2 separate regions of the Homo sapiens genome follow, and region 1 is linked to region 2. Evidence: chromatin contacts called from ENCODE Hi-C or POLR2A ChIA-PET data. All regions are on one chromosome and are shown on one strand. Each heading gives the region's core, a stretch centred on a gene start or an enhancer-like site at or near the end of the contact. The rest is flanking DNA. Distances are from core to core; before and after follow the strand shown.

Evidence for each region. A loop is a pair of places that touch in the nucleus more often than their neighbours do. ChIA-PET counts read pairs that join two places held with the same protein, here RNA polymerase II (POLR2A). Pooled maps may share reads with other maps.
Region 1: a loop to region 2 is called in a pooled map, with 1.8 times the contacts of the local background. The contact joins two enhancer-like sites. A Hi-C loop is called at or near these places in 1 of 168 maps with a recorded cell type or tissue (CD4-positive, alpha-beta T cell) and 1 of 50 pooled maps. POLR2A ChIA-PET finds 5 or more read pairs at or near these places in 4 of 52 experiments (A549, OCI-LY7, activated CD4-positive, alpha-beta T cell and 1 more).

What each region holds. Positions count from the first base shown.
Region 1 is chr13:30,765,950-30,768,649 of GRCh38, reverse strand. No RefSeq gene overlaps it. Among named protein-coding and RNA genes, the nearest start is that of ALOX5AP, 32 kb to the right of the region's middle. Within about 2 kb of position 1,334, at least 2 of the 41 ENCODE cell types and tissues checked have a DNase peak (open chromatin) inside an H3K27ac peak, as active enhancers do.
Region 2 is chr13:30,689,326-30,692,025 of GRCh38, reverse strand. No RefSeq gene overlaps it. Among named protein-coding and RNA genes, the nearest start is that of TRN-GTT2-4, 17 kb to the right of the region's middle. RefSeq lists an enhancer at 1,530-1,619. Within about 2 kb of position 1,330, at least 25 of the 41 ENCODE cell types and tissues checked have a DNase peak (open chromatin) inside an H3K27ac peak, as active enhancers do.

The DNA of each region.
Region 1 (2,700 bases), core at 85-2,584, 77 kb before region 2:
AGAATAGTGAGCCACATAAAGATTTTTTTTTTTTAAATAGAGACAAGGTCTTGCCCCGTTACCCGGGTTGGAGTGCAGTGGCTCAATCATAACTCACTGCAGCCTTGAACTCCACCCACCTCAGCCTCTCAAGTGGCCGGGACTACAAGCACACTTTACAACACACAGCTAATTTTTTAAAATTTTAGTAGAGATGGGGTAGATGGGGTCTCACTATCTTGCCTAGGCTGGTCTTGAACTCCTGGCCTCAAACAATCCTGCTGTTTTGGCCTCCTAAAGGATTAGGGTTACAGGATAAGCCTCCATGCCTGGCCACTTTTTAAAATAAAATAAATTACTCAACCTCAGATGTTCCTTTTAGCAACACAAAATGGACTAAGATAGTGACCTTATTAAAAAAAAAAAAAAGAGAGAGAGAGAGAAAGAAAGAAACAAAAAAAAGCCCAAGGAGCTTCTCGTCCTCTCCTTCCACTGTGTAAGGCGGTAGCGATAAGGCACTGTCTATAAACTGGAAAGCAGGACCTCATTAGACACCGAATCTGCCAGAAACTTGATCTTGGATTTCCAGCCTCTAGAACTGTGAGAAGTAAAGTTTTGTTGTTCAAAAGCCCCCAGTTATGGTGTTTTGTTATAGCAGCCTGAGCTGACTACGAGGAAGACAGATGAGGAAAGCATAGGGTAGGGATAATTGTAAAAACCCAGTTGCACAGATTATCTCTTTGCAACCAGGGAGAATCTCAGTATGAATAATCCTATTTTAGTCTAAATGGAGAGGAGGGAGGAGTTCACTTGTATGTCTCAGCTTCATCTGTTCTTTCACTGTGCCCTTTCCCACAGGAGATAGAAAAATGGTTAATGGTGGCTCACGTCTGTAATCCCAGCACTTTGGGAGGCTGAGGTGGGCGGATCACTTGAGGTCAGGAGTTCAAGACCAGCCTGGCCAACATGGCAAAACCTCGTCTCTACTAAAAATACAAAAATTAGCCAGGCGTGGCAGTGTGTGTCTGTAATCCCAGCTACTTGGAGTTGAGGCACAAGAATTACTTGAACCTGGGAGGCAGAGGCTGCAGTGAGCCAGTGAGCAGAGATCAAGCCACTGCACTCCAGCCTGGGTAACAGAGCCAGACCCTGTCTCAAAAAAAAAAAGAAATTTCTCTGTCTGCCAGGAGGTGGAGGAAACCACAGCCTCCTTTCTTCCCAGGTGGTCATACGTATGAATTCACTCACACACACACACTGCTGCTGCCCAAAAACCTCAGCATCACAACCATTCAGCTTCTTTTGACTCAGTGACGTAGGCAGAATCCCAAAATAACCCCCCCGTGACCCACACTTCTGCAGAATCCCCTTCCGTGGAGTGCAGGCAGAACCTGGTTGCAATTTCACTCCTTTCACTAAGTTATGTTATACGGTAAACATGAAGGGACTTTGCAGATGTAATTAAGATCTCTAATCAGTTGACTTAAAGCTCACTTGGGCCTGGCCTAATCAGATAGGCCTTTAAAAAAGGGTCTAAAGTTCACTTAAAAAAAATATGCTAATCATGTTCTCCTATTGGCCTTAAAGACATAAATGGCCATGTTGTAGAGAAACCTGTGCCAGAGAAAAGGCTTCTAGAGACTGAAGACTGTAGGCTTTAGTCTTCCAACTGGAAAGAACTGAATTCTGCCAACAACCAGTGAGCTTGGAAGAGAATCCTGAGCTTCAGCTGAGATCACAGCTTTGGTTGCCCTCTGATTACAGCCTAGTAAGACCTCTGACCCAGAAAAACTGTCAGATAATAAATTTATATTGTTTTGAGTCCCTACATTTGCAAGAATTTGCTATGCAGGAATTGAAAACTAGTGTAATAAAATAATAATAATGGCTTTTATTGAGCACTTATATTGTGCTAAACCTTTTCAATTGCTTTACCTCATTATTCCTCACAACCCCATGAGTTTGGCACTATTATTATCCCAATGTAACACATGCAAAATTGAGGCTTAGGGAGAAGTCACAGAACTGATGGTGGGATACAGCAGGCACTCTGAAGACAGGGAGTTTGAGCATTACACAATGCTGTCTTCAATTAGAAGCTGTCCCTCATCAGAAGCTGTGCACCTGAGACTCCTCTTCATAATTATGAAGGCTGCTCTCCCCTCCCCTTAATGCCTTAGACATGCACTCTGGCCCCAGGCCCCAAGTAGTGCCTCTGATGGGCCATTGCATCATTTCCTCTCCCCACCTTCTGGAAGCCCCACAGTCAGCTTGGACAGCATGACCTCTGAAAGCTAAGATGTCCCCAGGGTCCACTGGGCATATTATAACCTAGCTCACACGTCGGGTGTCTGATTTACTTTAGTTTTCCCAGGATCATCCCAGTTGTAAAACTGAAAGCCCAAAGAGAGTTTGGTGAATGGGTACAAATACACAGTTCAATAGGAGTAAGTTCCAATGTCTGACAGCCGGGTTGGGTGACTGTAGCTAACAAAATGGACTGTCTATTTCAAAATAGCTGGAACTGAGAACTTGAAATGTTCTCAACACATAGAAATGATAATCAAGGTGATGAAGACCCTAAATGCCCTGACTTCATCATTACACAATCCACACACATAATAAAGTATCACATGCACCCCACAAATACCTACAAATATGTGTATCAATAAAAATAATTTTTAAAAAACCGAAAGGACCACATCCCAGGAAAACTCCTCA
Region 2 (2,700 bases), core at 81-2,580:
GCTGAGGTAGGAGGAATGCTTGAAACCAGGAGTTTAAGACCAGCCTAGGCAATAAAGTGAGATTCCATCTTAACAAAAAATAAAAAATAAAATAAAGTAAATTAGTTGGGCACGTTGGTGCATGACTGCAGCTCCAGCTACTCAGGAGACTGAGGCAGGAGGATTGAGCCCTGGAGTGCAAGACTGCAGTGAGCCATGATCACACCACTGCACTGCAGCCTGGATGACAGAGACCCTGTCTCTAAAAAAAGGTAATTAAAATAAATAAATAAACACACACCTATAATCCTATCACCCACTGGTCACCTTCATCACCACCTTGATATGGAGTCTTCCAGGATTCCTCCGTGTGTGTGTGTGTGTGTCATATAACATCAGATTATTGAGATAGTGGGACTCAAAAGGGTGAGCCAGGAATGAGTTTTTCTCTCCCTACACTGTTTTCAATGCCGCTCAACCAGATATCTTTTCCTTATCCCCAAAGCAAAACATCAGCATATCCCATAGCTTTTTTGGTCATTTTTAAATTTTAACTGGTAGTTCATTTTTAGGAATTAAAAATTCAAGTCCAGGCCAGGCGTGGTGGCTCACTCCTATAATCCTAGCACTTGGGGAGGCCGAGGCGGACAGATCACTTGAGGCCAGGAGTTCGAGACCAGCCTGGCCAACACGGTGACGCCCTGTCTCTACTAAAAATACAAAAAAAAAAAAAAATAGCTGGGCATGGTGGCAGGCACCTGTAATCCCGGCTACTCAGGAGACTGTGGTGGGAGGATCGCTTGAACCCGGGAGGCAGAGGCTGTAGTGAGCCAAGATGGCGCCACGGGACTCCAGCCTGGGTGACAGAGCGAGGCTCTGTCTCAAAAAAAAAAAAAAAAAAAAAAAAATTCAAGTCCAGTCTAAATAAAAACTCCTAATTCTCATTCACTTCACAGCTTTTCCCATTCCCCTAGTTCAAGCCTGGCCCAGGGACAGGACCTGCGGGGGAAGGAAGAAGGTGTAGGCCCCCCAGCCCCACCCCGCCTCACCCTATTCTACTTCCTCCCCAGCTTCTACCCGGACAGGATCAATGAGGGGAAATGGGAGAAAGTGCTTTGTGCTTGTGTGTTTGTTTACTTGGCTGTTGCTGTTTGTTGTCTCTACTAGCAAATGCCCTCTGTTATGGCAGGATATGTCTTCCAAATGCTGCCTATTCCTCTCCTGGAACATCTGTGGAGCTTGTGGAGCTTCCACGTGATCCTTCTGCTGGGGACCTCCCAGGAAGAACATGACCTCAGCTCAGATGCCATGGCAGATGCTGAAGACAGAGCAGCTGGAGGCTGTTGGCCAACTGCATTCTTCAACGCTGAGCAGCAAGTTCTTTCTTGAAAGGAGACCCAAATGCACTCCGCGGCTGCCGTGATCACCTATCTCTAGGGATCCAAAAATACGATATATTTTCGGAGGAGCATTGTTAGCCTGTTAGTTCTACCGCTTTTCCCCTCTGCTCCCTCAGTGAGGAGGGAAAAGGGTGCTTCAGTGCCAGCTCAAGCCAAGCAGAAGTGAAACCGGAAAAGTTCCCTTGTCTCCCTCGCAGGACGTGCGATGAGGGTGTGGCTCTCTTCTTCAGTGTCCCGCTGCTCAAACCTCTAGACGGGCAGGCTGTGGGGCTCCCGCCCCATGGCAGCGTCTAGGGGTGGATATTTACAGCTCCTGAAGCCCCAATGAGTGTGTGCTATTGTGTGCTCTTTCAGTTTCGCTGTCTATAGGCAGCTTGTGTTAACCAGCTCAGTTAGACCCTCTACCTTATCACAAGGACAGAGGGCTTTCTGTATCCCAGGTTCTTGCCTTGGTGTACAGGAAGAATCGGATCACAGGTGGGCTTGGAGAATGAGTGCAAGGTTTTATTCAGTGAAAGTATCTCCCAGCAGAGGGGGGAGCCAGAAAGGAGATGGTTTTCCCCTGGAGTCAGCGGCCCAGGCTTCCCTCCGACTGCTCCAGCCACACTCTGCCTCGTTCCGCTGGTCGATGGTGTGCAGGTGTGCTCCTCTCGACGTCCTTTCAATGTCCAGCCGCTCCTGTCTTCTTCCACCGATGTGTGTCTGCCTGCTAGGGTTTGGGGAAGGTGGGGGAGTTTAATAGGTAGATGGGGGCGTGGCAGGCCAGGATGATCTTGGGAAACGCAACCGTTGGGCGAGAAGGCAGGAGTGCCTGTCTTCACCTAGGTCCGTGGGTACAGGCCCCAGGGGGGTGGAGTCCTAGCCAGGAACCATGCCCTGCCCTTCCCAGCACTTCCTTGCCCCCGTCCCCTAAGGGGACTTAGGAGAGATGCTGGTAGAGAGTAGAAGTCCTCCTCTCCCTGGACAGACTTGTGCCTGGTGCTACTGCAGGATTCTTTTACAACCATCGCTTCCCAACACACCTCTTGCACTCATAACTTGATCTTGAGATCTGCTCCCCAGAGGGTCCAACCTGTCAGAGTAATGGAGAAGAATCTCAGAACTGGTTTCCCCAAAGTGTGGTTAATGAAGCAGTTTTAGCTAATCTCTTTTTAGAGTGTGTGAACACTTTTAACATTTTCCCCTCAGCTTTGAAACACGAACACTTAATATTCTGTTACACACCTATATTTATCCTATTACATACTGTATAAGTCAACTTCCACTAGATAATACTGTGGTAACCAAACTCAAAATATCTGTAGCTCAAGAAATGGGGAAA